Linked DNA regions of Mus musculus: region 2 is linked to region 1. Evidence: chromatin contacts called from ENCODE Hi-C data. All regions are on one chromosome and are shown on one strand. The core of a region is the stretch at or near the end of the contact, and the rest is flanking DNA. Distances in the headings are between cores, read along the strand shown. Region 1 overlaps Pgs1 (phosphatidylglycerophosphate synthase 1). Region 2 holds the start of Cyth1 (cytohesin 1).

Region 1 (6,405 bases), core at 993-3,492:
GTAGTGGCCAGCATTAATGCAGAGACTTATAGCTGACCGGAGAGCTGAGAGTGACTGCCGAGTGCTCGGCCCTAACCTGGACATCTGTATCCAGCCCAGCAAGGCTGGTAGAGCATCCAGGAAGAGCACAGAAAGGATTTAAGAGCTGGTGGGTGAAAAGGAGCGCTGAAAATGCTGACTTCTGGGCATGGCAGGCGGCTGCACCCATAAACTCACAGCAGCTATGGTTACCAGCGCCAGGATCAAGCCAATAAGATCAGGCAACATTCCAGCATGCAGCACTGGGGACTCAGTGGGTTGCATTACAAAGGAAGAAAGGGGAGGAGAGGAGGTAGAGCTGAGGCCTCTGCTGCTGTAGCAGAGAGCAGAGCCTGGTTCCCAGCACATGGGGCAGCTCACAAACCACAACTCCACTTCCAGTGGACCCACACCCTCTTCTGTCCACTGCAGGCTTGTGCACAGGTAGCTCCAGTGGGAACCTCACATGCAGGCTGGGGCTGGGGGGAGGGGGAGGATAAAAATAAGGGAAGGATAAGAAGATTCTTCCAGGGAAAAGACAGGATCAAGACACCTTGAATAAAGGGAAGGAACTGCCAAAGGACAAAGAAAAGATATACTTCTTTAAAATCCTTCCAATATTACTGGTTAACAAGGTTAGCATGGAAGAAACTCATGACTCACCGACAGGGCTTCTCTTAGAGGACGTAGAAAAATGAAAGTATCTTGTGTTGATTTCTCTTTACAACTCAGAGTTGGGGAGAAAGAGCCCAGGACACATTGTGGAAGAGACCTTTCCTACGTGCTAGCCTTTACAAGAGGAGACCCTTAGCTATCAGACACACATCCTCCCAGGGTCCCACCAACAGCAGCCTGCCTGGACAAAACAGCAGCCCAGGAAACCTTAAGTCTGCCCTGCTGCCCTTGTTGCTCTCACACCCAAAACCCTACAAAAAGCACTCTAAATCCCAGGCTGCAAAGGGGAAGCCCTCAGTGTGTGTGCTCGAGTGCCCGGAGGAGGGTTCTGGGCAGCATGTCCTCAGCACCCTGGGGCTCAGCTCCATGAGGATTCCAGGAAGATGATCTCATTGCTGGTTCCATGCTCCAGCAATGAATCTCCCCAGGGCTCCAGTGCTGCAGGGATGCCAGATGCCCCACAGCTGCACTTCCCAGAAAGCCCACCAGCCTGTCATGGCCAACTCACTGTCAATGGTGGAAGGTACTGGCTCTCTGGATCCTGGGAAGGCAACAACAGGCCTTGGCCATCTATGCTGAGGTGTAAAAAATTTCCCCTCAGCAGGTACTGGCTTGCACATTAAAGTCCTTAGTGTGACCAAGAGATTGCTGCCTCAATGCCCCACACTGACCAGGCTTAGAGGGAAGAAGGAAAACCAGGAGACAACAGGAAAACCTCACAGCTGACCTGTGAGGCCCCTAGCAGGTACAGTCCAAGACGCATGCAGCAGTGCACCTCCACCTCACAGAGCATATGGAAGAGGACTAGGGGTCGGCCTGCCTCACTCGGTGCCACATTCCCACTCACACAGCCACCGTGTGGGCAAAGTGATGCCAACCAGCTCAAAGAGGAAGATGAAATAACACCCATTCACACCAGGCAATCCAGAACAGGGCCACTCAGGCCATCATATGGCCACCTGCCACCCACATTGGAAATACTCAAGAGCTGGCAGCACTTGCCTCCCCCACGTGTAAAGGCCTCACCTCCTCACATGCCTGGGACTTCAGAGATCAAAGAGGAAATGATAAAAGTGATTGGATAAATGTCAATATACACAGTCAAAGGAGAAGGCAGGTAGTGCCTGGAGCTACTGGAAGGTTTTCAGCAGCCAAGCTTGAAGAATCTTAAAAACCAGAAAATTCAAACTGCACTCAGAAGAGAAAGGGCTCTGGACAAGGTGAAACCTGAGCAATGGAAACTTCTAGAAACCAGTCTAGTGACTTGTGTGCACCCATACTCACATCCCACAAGGTATCAGGGCAGGCCTAAACAGCCACCATGGCAGGCAGTGGCTGCAGGGGTGACAACTTTGAGCAGGTCTCTCCCCTACCAGGGAGCTCTCCCCGGGAATGTTCCACAGGGCCTCAGTCCAAGAGTTCTTTAGGCTTCTCTGTACTGGCTTCCTGTTTAAACTGTGTACTGACAGGTTTATTTTTACGAGCAAGAAGGAGCCGTGAGCCGATCAGAGTTTGCCAATTCACTGTGGAGGCAGCCCAGACTTCATGTGGCTTTCACACATTCAAAGGGGAGCACACCAGCAAAGACAGTGCACGTACAGGACCCCACAATGACAGCACGGGCAGGAGACAGACCCATGGGGACTGGAAGAGCTCAAGTCCTAGAGCAAGACCACGCAAGCCTGGTCTGCTAAAGGCTAGGATCATGAATCCGACTCCTGGCTTCTCGTTAATGCAACTCCTGCAGACTGGCTCTCCCAGAAAAAAGCTTGTCCCACACCAGCCTAGCCCACTGGACAGGAATCCAGGTTCCAGGAGTCAGCCACCGGCACAAGTGATTCCCCTGAGCCAGGAGTTTTACTAAGAAACCACATGCCCTAGGTAAAGGCTCTTGCTGCCAAGCAGACAACCTGAGTTCAATGCCCTGGAACTCACATGACAGAAGGAGAAAACTGACTATAGCAAGTTGGTGGCACTCACACATAGAACAGATACACACACACACACACACACACTCTCTCTAAGAAAAGGATTTTTTTTCCTGAAAGAAAAAAATACCACATGTCCCATTGAAAACTAAGCCTGAGAGCTTCGAGGCAGAGGCTGTCGGGCTCACTTAGGGAACCAAGACAAGCTCATGCAATTTCCACATTTACAGCTAGTTCCCCTAAGTCATCTCTTTCTAGATAGCATCTAGCACCCAGTTCTGATTACAGGAGAAGGAAGTGGTGCGAACAGACAAGCAGGTCTGAAGGACCTGCCAAAGGCCTCTCTCTCCTTTCCCTCGGAATGTCCAGAGAGTACAGAGAACAGGGCCTGCAGGCCAGCGGTCCCCCCACCCGACACCCAAGGCCTGGAAGCACACATTCCGAGGCCTAGAAGCATGTGGGGCCAACAGCACAAAGGCATCCTCAGCCTGCAGCCTGCGGACCAGGACAGCATCCTCTCACAAGTGCGCAGGCCACACCCACAGGATACCTGACTCTGGGTCAAGGTTCAGCCAACAGAATTAAGGCTTCCTGGAGATGTTGCAGACAAATTCCCTGAACTCAGGAATGACTGGAAAGCCAATAGGCAGGGTCCTATGGAGGGAGCACGAGTGTGAAAGGTGGAAGTGGGTCAGGCAGAGAAATAGGCTTCTTCCCATCATCCCAACGACCTACAGACTCAACCACCCCAGCACACAGCATGTACATGCTTCTCTGGGCCCCTGAATGGATGGCGAAGTCAGCCTGGTGTACATGAGTCCCAGGTAAAACAGTTTCCCCCTCAACACTCCTCCCCAGCATCAACTGGGTTCAGAATAGCCAAACTGCCACCCCACAGAAAGCACCTTGGGTGGCGCAGCAGGACCATTCATCTCACCAAGCATTTTGAGGCTCCAAGTACCTGTGGAAAGACACTGGCTTGCCTTGCCTATGGGTGAGCCATGGTGAGACCCAGCCTAGCTCCCCTATTCTTAGCGGAGAGACAACCCCAGAAGCACAGTGTTGTCTGCAATTCACCTCTGAAGCCACAGTCCCAGTGCTGCCACCACCCTCGGGAGACAGTAGGACTAAAACTCCTTCCCAGGGTAGGCAACAACACACCAAGGCTCACTCTGGATGAGTACATGAATTTACTCATGTACTCATGAATTACATGAGTGGCTTCCTGACAGAGCACAGGGGATGGGTCAGCATATGTGCTCCCCACAAGAAGGACACACCAGAAGCAGGGAAAATGATGTCCCCAAAGCCCCCTCTCTGCAGTCTTCGCCAGCCTATATACCTTACCCCTGCTCTAGGGCCATGTGCTGTAAGCAGCAGTCTTGCATACAGCAGGTGTTAAAGAGAGAATACTTGCTCAGGTGTGGGTCTTGTGACCCTCCCAGACCATCTATGAAGGATAGATGTGAAGAGACAAGCCCAGCTTAGATCTCTTTTCAAGTCCACACAGCTGAAAGACCAAGATGACAGTTGTTTGGCTCTGGGGATACAAACTGTAGGTCAACCTGCTCAGCTTTGGACAGTGCTGTGAAGCTGAAAGACTGCCTGCCCTACCAGAGAACCCTCAATGGCCAGGAATGCTGTGTCCTGCACATCGGCCTCAGGGTTCATTCCCTCTGGGAAACACACAGAGTTCCTGGCAAAGACTGATGGGATCCCAGTCAAATCTGTCCAAAAACACCCCCTGCCCTTCCCTCCAAGTCTTTAAAAGAAACTGTGGTATTTGGTCATCCCATTTTCAGAAACTACTTTTTCAGAAGAGTCCACCCTCCACTCCCCCACATTTACATATTTACACGTAAAGGTAACTGATGAGAAGATCAACAGTCATAGCTTCCTGAGAAGTCTGTACTTCCTGCAGCCCTGGCAGCAGAGGCCCTTCCTGACTTCTGCCGTCTGAGCCCAGGAAGGGAAGTGATGCTCTCGGTTACTCAACACTGTGGCCACTGGACTCCCCAGCAAGCACCGCTCCAGCTATACACTGACCACAAGCTAAAGGGAAGTCAGTGACACTGGGGACTGAAGAGCTGCCGGCTACTGAGGCACAGCAGGAACTAAGCATGACATGGACCATACCTGCCCCCGAGGGCTCCCGTCAGGCTGTCTCCTTTACTGACTTAAGTCAGTATTTACAGAGAGGATTAGATATGGAAGGAACTGAGTGGTTTAATCCCAGGCAGCTCTCCATCTGCTTAGCAGCATGTGCCCAGCTGGGCCCCACTCACACCAGCTAAGTCACACTCAGGGAAACTCAACAGCAACTTACCAAGCTACAACTAAAAGTCAATCAGCTGAGAATTCTGAGAAACTATTCCTTGGTTCCAGATTCTCTCTGCCACCTGCTCTCACTGCCCTAAATAATAAATCAGGAGGCGACTGAGGACTGAGGACTAGCTCAGTGGCAAAGTGCTTGTTCAGCATATGTAAGCGTCCTGTGTTCAAACCCAGGACAACCAGAAAACGTTGACAAACTCAGGGAAGCAGAGCACAGTGAATAGTACTTGAAATAAGAAGCACTTGAAGGCAAGTGGATCAGCTGTTCGCGTTTGAAGCTAGCCTGGGCTACATAAGACGATGTGTCAAAAACTAAAATAAGCCAAAGGACAGAGCTCTAATGAGTTGGGAAGGCCGAGCCCCCACATTAGAAATGGTCAAAGGAGAGTAACCCTGCAGTGGGAAAATTCCTCAGTAGAAGTTTCTCAGGATGTCCACTAACCCTCCAAAGTCACACCGTTCAAAGACCCTTCCCTCTATGGTTACTTGGTTCCCTCTCACAAGCCAGGAATTGGACCAGTGTCTCTGTCTCGCCGCCCCTCCCCCACAAAATAAGATTTTGTTATACATAGTTAATAAATAAATATTGCTTTAAAGGAAAGTCTACAGGCCACAAGAGGATACTTTCTTGTATGGCAAACAAATTCAAGATGAGGACAGAACCCCCTCTTTATACACTTCCCACTAAGTCTCACCTGCTCCAGTAAGGAGCCCATTTTGTGCATCACTAGGCGTGGGCTTCTGAGCACTGGGCACCTCCACCTGGCTGCAGCTCACAGGCCACAAATGACCTCATCATCATTCCCCAAACCTGTGGCTTTTACTCCGGTTCAGTCACCCGACGCCCTACCTCAGCAGCATCCCCAGTGCAGGACTAACTCTTCCCTCCCATTGCCCTGACATCACAGGAGCACCTCCACCACCAATCTCAGGCCTGCGCCATTCACAAACGAAATCACACAAGGACCTAGCGTTTGCCTCCAAGGTCTCTGGCCCAGGACACTGACTTGCTCCTAGCTCCTCTCCTACTTAGCAACACTCCATCAGCTGCTAGAAATGGTTCAAGCACTGCCCCCCCCCCACGCCTGCTCACATCACCCCCCCTTAAATGCCCACTCCCCCTTCTTCACTTTGCTTCATTCCAAACAGCTCTGGGCTCTGCCACTGGGAGCCTTCCATAATCTCAGAAGCCTCTCCTGGGTGTCACTATGACCTTCCACCCTACTTTCCTGGAACTGTCTGCTCATAGGCTGAAACACTTTAAAGGCAGGGCTGTGCCTTTATCTCGCCTAGAAGAGCAATGACCCATCCACACGAGGAATAAATGAACTGTCTAGTTCTCTCAATGACAGTGAGTCAGACACTTGCTTCAGAGAAAGCAACAGTATTTCAAGATCACTAATAAGAAACGATTTTCTCATTTAAGTCTCTATGGGCACCTCCTAGCCTG
Region 2 (6,246 bases), core at 1,065-3,564, 250 kb before region 1:
TATAGACAGAGCAGGTTGTGTTCATATATCTAGGAACACACACAGACACTTAACAAAAAGATCACGGAGTTCAAGGAGAGCAATGGGGAAACACATGAGTGGGTTTGGAGGGAGGAAAGGGAGATAGAAAATGATGTAATAATATTCTTGTCTCAAAAGAAGGTTTTTAAAGAGTGACATTCCCAGAGTGGGCTCTGTGGCTCAGGATGTATACAGAAACAATGGAAACAATGGTCAAGTGAGATGGGTAAATTTTGTTTTATGAGACAGGGTCTCTATAGCCCTTGCTGTCCTGGAACTTACTATGTAGACCAGGCTGACCTCAAACTCACAGAGATCTTTCAGCCTCTGCCTCTGCCTCTGCCTCTGCCTCTGCCTCTGCCTCTGCCTCTGCCTCTGCCTCTGCCTCTGCCTCTGCCTCTGCCTCTGCCTCTTGTGTGCTGAACTTAAAGGTGTGTGCCACCCCCCCCCAACCTACCCCTATTCCCACCCCCAGCAAGATGCATAAATTCCTTAATATAATGTTTTTGGCTGCTTCTGCTTCTGCTTCTTCTTCTTCTTCTTCTTCTTCTTCTTCTTCTTCTTCTTCTTCTTCTTCTTCTTCTTCTCTTTCTCCTCCTCCTCCTCCTCCTTCTTCTCCTCCTCTTCCTCTTCCTCCTTCTCCTCTTTCTCCTCCTCCTCCTCCTTCTTCTCCTCCTCCTCTTCCTCCTTCTCCTCTTTCTCCTCCTCCTCCTCTTCCTCCTCCTCATCCATTTCCTCCTCCCCCCACACACAAAATGTTAACATCTTTAAAGAAAAAATAAGTCCCACTTTCTCCACCTCCCCTTTCATTTCTGTCAATTTTCCTCATATATCTTTCTCAGAAAATATGCATATACCCACTGCAGCATGTCTGCCACAGGACACAGGTATAAGGTGGCACACTGGGGAATTTAAATTTATTTAAGTTGTACAGAGATTTTGAGCAATTACAGACTAAGGCTGTTGGCCATGGGGGAGAAAGGATTGCTGCAGCCCATCCAGCGAAGAGAAGGACCCACAAGGAAAGACCTGACTCTCCTTCCTCCCCATGTGGTTGGCCTGGCCCCTTCATGCCCTGCAGAAGCCCAGAGATTCCCACAACCCTCTACAGGCAGTGATTTGCAGAGAGAGGGAGCTGTGGGGGTAGAAGGCTGGTTCTGGGGCTGCATGGGGGATTTCAAGTCTTTGTTTCAATCAGGAAGACCCGTCCCAAAACTTCCCAGTGTCTCTTTTGCTGTATTTGTAGGTTTTTGTTTTGTTTTGTTTTGTTTTGTTTTTGAGGTGGAGTTTCACTATATTGTCCTCCTGCCTCAGTTTCCTGGGACGCTAGACTAACAACAGGTATGCCACAGGCAAGCACCACTACCCCAGGCCTTTCTGGGGTAAGAAGGGTTTGTGCATGCTGTGGTGGAGGACATCCTGGACAGGGACCTACCACCCAGAGATGCCCCAGCCCATATAAGACCCTCTGAGTCTGGGAATTAGTTTTCTCCTTTCCCCTGGTCTCTGGGATGCAATCTAGGGTCTCTCACATTGCTAGGCAAGTGCTCTGTCATTGAGCTGCAATGCACTCCCTGCTGGTCACTTGGCTAGAGTTCACAGGACAGGGTGTTCCCTAAGGGCCTTTTCAGATCATTGGTTGGTGCTTCCACTGATTAATTCTGCAGAGACCTCCTACCGCATAAATGCTCTCACCTCCACAGAAGCAGCCCCTGGCCACAACTGCAAAGGGGGATCAACCGGTCCTCCCGAAGAAAGCAGCAGAGCCTGTAAATTGAGGCTACTAATTTGGAAGTTATGTCCTCCTGTGCAACTTGGCGCCGGTAGGAAGTATAAGTAACGAACACAGATGAGTTTAGGTAATTTCCTCCTCGACGTGTTGGTGTCCGAGGCGGATACAGCTAGGGCCACCTTACCCTTCGGGTTATACCCGTGACCTTGAGTATGTTTAACCAGCCGAGTGGCTGGACGCTGGCCCTGGCTAGTAAACCACGCCCGCGGCCTACGCACGCTTGTGAAACTTGAAACCCGAAACTGCCCTGCCCCGAGGAGAGGGGGCGGTACCTAAGGAGAGAGGGCGTGACTTGGGGGCGGAGTCATAGATAGGCAGAGCCTAGGTGCCGCGCTTGCGTAAACGCAAACTAAAGAGGTCCTCAAGGGGACGGGGCCTAGAGGGCGTTCACGCACGCGCGTTTTGGCTGTGGGCGGGACCTTGTGCCGGGGGCGGTGCCTCGGGCGGCGCGTGCGCAGGCGCGTGCTGGGCAGTGCGGGCGCGGTGCGGGGGGCGGGGCTCCGCGGCTCGGAGCTGGCCTGTGGCGAGCTGGTGTCTGGCAGGACGCGGGCTGCGGGAGGTCAGTGGCGGTCGCGGGCCGGAGCCGGTCGCCAGCACCATGGAGGACGATGACAGCTATGGTGAGTGGGGCCGGTCCGCTGCCCCTTCGTGAGCTTCCGCCTGCGCCGGTGTCCCTGGGACGGGACGCGGAGCGCCGGGTGGCGGCAGTGCGAGGGCCCGGGGGTGACTGCCCAGACGCTCGAGGGCCTGAGGGTCGCCGGGGCTGAGGGTCGCCTGGACCTTTGGGTCGCCGTGAACTGAGAGTCACCCGGGCCTGAGGGTCGCTGGGAACTGAGTGTCACTCGAGCCTGAGGGTTGCCGGGGCTGTGGGTCACCCAGGCCTGGAGGGTCACGGCAGGGGTCGCCCGAACCTGAGGGCGCCGACGGAGACGGGTGTAAAACCGGGAATTGCTTTCGGGCTCCAGGACCGAGGTTACTCGGGCCTGGGGGTCGCTGGGGCTGAGGTTTGCGAGTCTAGGGGCCCCGGAAGGGGAGTCGCCGGGGTTAGAGGGTCTCCGCGGCGGGGGTTAACCGGAGCGCTGAGGGTCATGAGGATGCTGAGGAGCCCCGGGGTGCCGAGGGGAGTCAGGGCCAGGTGACCGGGGTCGTAGTCTTTAAGACGAGTCGCCTGCTGCTTGTCACCGGGGTGGCAGACGCCGCGAGCGGCCGCGGGACTAACACGCCCGGCCGGCCTGTGTTCCCTAGTAGTTTCCGGCTCTCAGGGGTGTTAGAAGTTATGTGCCCCATCCAGCTCTTTGTTCTGAGATGAACACAAGTGGCCTGACCGGGGCCTCTGAGCCGGGGACGTCGGTCAGGTTCGTGCTACCGTCGCATTGTGAATTAGCTCCTGGTCCCCTGGTCTGTCAGTCAGGGCCTGACCACACCGGGCAAGGGGATCAAGTTTGAGCTGTTGCCTGAAGGTAGCCGGGTAATGACACCAGTCCACATCCTCCACCAGGGCAGAAGCGATTTAGACTCTCCTGGCTAACCTTGCTGCTTGTTGGCGAACAGCCAGGGCTCTGGTCCCTCCGAGGGTGTGCAGTCTCTGGAGTTGTAGAAGGTTATTTGAAATGCTTTACGTGGTTGTTAGCATTGTTTCCAGGAGGAATGGAAGAAGGAATGGCAGGTAGGGCGAGTGGTGACCTTTTACTGGTTTGGCAGGGAAGTATGGCTCAGGAACTTAACAAGCTTATACGGCTTAGTGGAGCCAAACTCCGGTGTGTTGCCTCACAGGTAACTTTGCCTCCTCACACTCTGGTGAGGAATATTAAAGTACCAAGAGGGAAGAGTGTTAGGGCTTTGCAGGGGAGCCCTTAGAGAACCCTGACCCGGTGAAGCCATGAGGATTATGGCTAACAACTCCCAGAGCTTCAGATGTGTGAACACTGACTGTTTCCTTGAATGTTAGAGGTCTGTGCCTTCCTGTTCAGTGGAAGAAGCCGGCTTTTGCTACCTTCCAGGTAAACATGGTGTGTGCCTTCCTTTGTGATAGAAAAGCAGTCACCTGCAGGCAGGCCCCGAGGGATTGCTCGGCCCCCTTGGACCCTCAGGGTTTTTTTCTTCGGTTGGAAACCTTCACTGGCTTTCCCCACTGCTCTTTTCTCTCCCCCTTGTCCTTTGTTGTCCCCTGGGTGCCAGGGTTCTGCCAAGCTTTGTTCTTACCCTCCCCTGGTTATTGCCCGCTGGGTGAGGCAAGAGCTGCTGTTCTGGTTGGTTTAATAGTGACTTCTTTGACTCAGGCATGACTTGTACTAGGGAAGGAAAAATGGAAGGCTTTGGTTCCTGTTACTGCCAGGAATAGAGGGACTCAAACCCAAATTTACTCTGTAGATCTGGAGGTGAGAGTCCAAATTAGGTCACACTGGGCTGATACCAAGATTTTGTTAGGGTAGTGTTCCTGCCAGAGACTGGAGGGAAAAGTCGGCCTCCTTTCCTTTCCTAGCTCCAGAGGATGCTTCGCTTCCCTTGGAATCCATCCTTAAAGCCAGTGGATAGCATCTCTCCACTTTGTCTAATTGCTGCCCTTTCACAGGACACTTGTGTGTCACACCTACCTAGATAACTCAGGATAAGGATCGTAGTAGCCATCCACAAACCCAGCTTCCCTTTTGCCATGTGAGTAAACACTTTTAAAGACTTGAGGATTGTGATGTTCACATCTTTAACTTTTTAAAATTTTATTTATTTATTTATTTATTTATTTATTGCGCGTGGAGGTTATGAGACAGGAGTGGGTTCTCTGCTTCCACTCTGCCAGTCCTGGGATGAAACTTAGGTTGCTAGACTTAACACCAAGCGCTTTTGAACCCACTGGGACATCTCATCATCCCAGATGTGGGCATTCGTGCAAGCTTTCAAGAGAGCGGCATGGGAGGATGAAAAGGAAGCTCATTGCCCCCTTTATACACTTTTACGTCTTTTTACTTGGGAGGATCTAGAGGGGTTAAATACAAGAGAACTCCTCGAGTATCATATAGTATAAAATGGCCATGTGGAGACTGAGACCAGCTTTCCTTCTCTTTCTCCCTCTCTCCTTCCCTCTTTCCTTCTTTCCTTCCTTCCCTTCTTCTCCTTGTCTCCTCTCTTCTCCCCCTTCTCTTGATCTCCTCTTTCCATTTTGAGTTAGGGGAGCATCTCCCTATGATTCCATGGGTCTGGCCTCAAACTGGTAGGTTTAAGTGATCTTCCTGCCTCGGCCTTCTGAGTAGCTGGCACTGTGTTGATTCTGTGTCTGACTGAGCCTCCCAGTTTGAGTATCAGACTATAGAGAGAATGTACTTGTTCCAGTCTCCACATGTTAAGAGGACACGTGTGCTGGGGATTTGTGAAGCACGCAGGCATGCTCAGAGCGTCCAGTATTTTCTTCCAGATGAACTTCATAAGCTGTAATATTTGGTTTTTAAAATAATAAGGAACTGTTTCTTGTGGCTTTGAAATTTTTACATACGAACATTTTAGCCAGGTTTGTTCAGAATTTGCTCCTGTCTGCCTGCCTTTGTGTTGGCCTTGGACCTTTATCACTGTTCTGTGGGGAAATACATTTGTATCACAGAACTATCAGTTCGGTATTAAAAATAAGATCTTTGGCGCACAGCTCATGTATAGCTTGCTGAAGCAGAACACATGTCTTGGAGGTTTGCTATTCAACTAAAGGGACTTTCAGAAGCAAACAGTGAGGCCTGCCTCCTCTGCAGGCCTCTTTAGTATTTACCAGGCAGAGATCATGTGATAACTACACCTATGCAGGCTGTGGCTTTGCTGGCTCTAGAAAGAACTCTGATGGCACTGTGGTGTTCTGCCAGACATTACTGTCAGCTTATATGATCAACTGTTTGTTCAGAAAGAAAAAAAAAAGTGTAAACTTAGATCTTGTATATATCTTGTTTAGGACACAGACACTGGGCCTGACTGGAATCGAGGTAGGGTCCTATGTAATACTGCACAGGGTTGTGAACACAGATCCATGCGAGGGCCTCCTCAGAGTGGATCTTCATGGCTGGGGCTCATTCCTAGATTCATTTGTTAACTTTTTTTTTTTTTAATTGAGACAAGGTGTCAGGTAGGCTGTGCTTGCCACAAACTCAATATGTCACTTAGGATACCCTTGGACTCCTGATGTTCCTGCTACCGTGTCCTAAGTGCTGGGTTACAGATGTGCACCATACCCAGTTAACCTCTTCTCTAAGGATCATGTCCATCCAAATTTAATTTTGTTTTTATTTTATGAGTGTTTTGTCTTCAGGTACGGTCAGATCCCCTGGAACTGGAGTTACCGAGGGTTATAAGCTGCCACGTGTGTGCTAAGAATCAGACCTGGGGTCCCCAGAAGAACAGCCAGTGCTCTTGCTCTTCACCACTGAGCTAGCTCTTCAGCTATCTTTTTTTTTTGAAAT

Evidence for each region. Hi-C counts contacts between places; a loop is a spot of excess contacts on that map.
Region 2: a map of T-helper 17 cell shows a loop between it and region 1 (3-fold over the local background). The contact joins the promoter of Cyth1 here to the enhancer-like site in region 1. A Hi-C loop is called at or near these places in 1 of 37 maps with a recorded cell type or tissue (T-helper 17 cell).

What each region holds. Positions count from the first base shown.
Region 1 is chr11:117,990,153-117,996,557 of GRCm38, reverse strand. All of the region lies in intron 1 of Pgs1 (phosphatidylglycerophosphate synthase 1), which reads right to left. Among named protein-coding and RNA genes, the nearest start is that of Pgs1, 6.5 kb to the right of the region's middle. Within about 2 kb of position 2,242, at least 2 of the 3 ENCODE cell types and tissues checked have a DNase peak (open chromatin) inside an H3K27ac peak, as active enhancers do.
Region 2 is chr11:118,244,626-118,250,871 of GRCm38, reverse strand. Cyth1 (cytohesin 1) reads left to right here and starts at 2,314. Exons shown (of 14, transcript NM_011180.4): 1 at 2,314-2,433. The coding sequence starts at 2,412.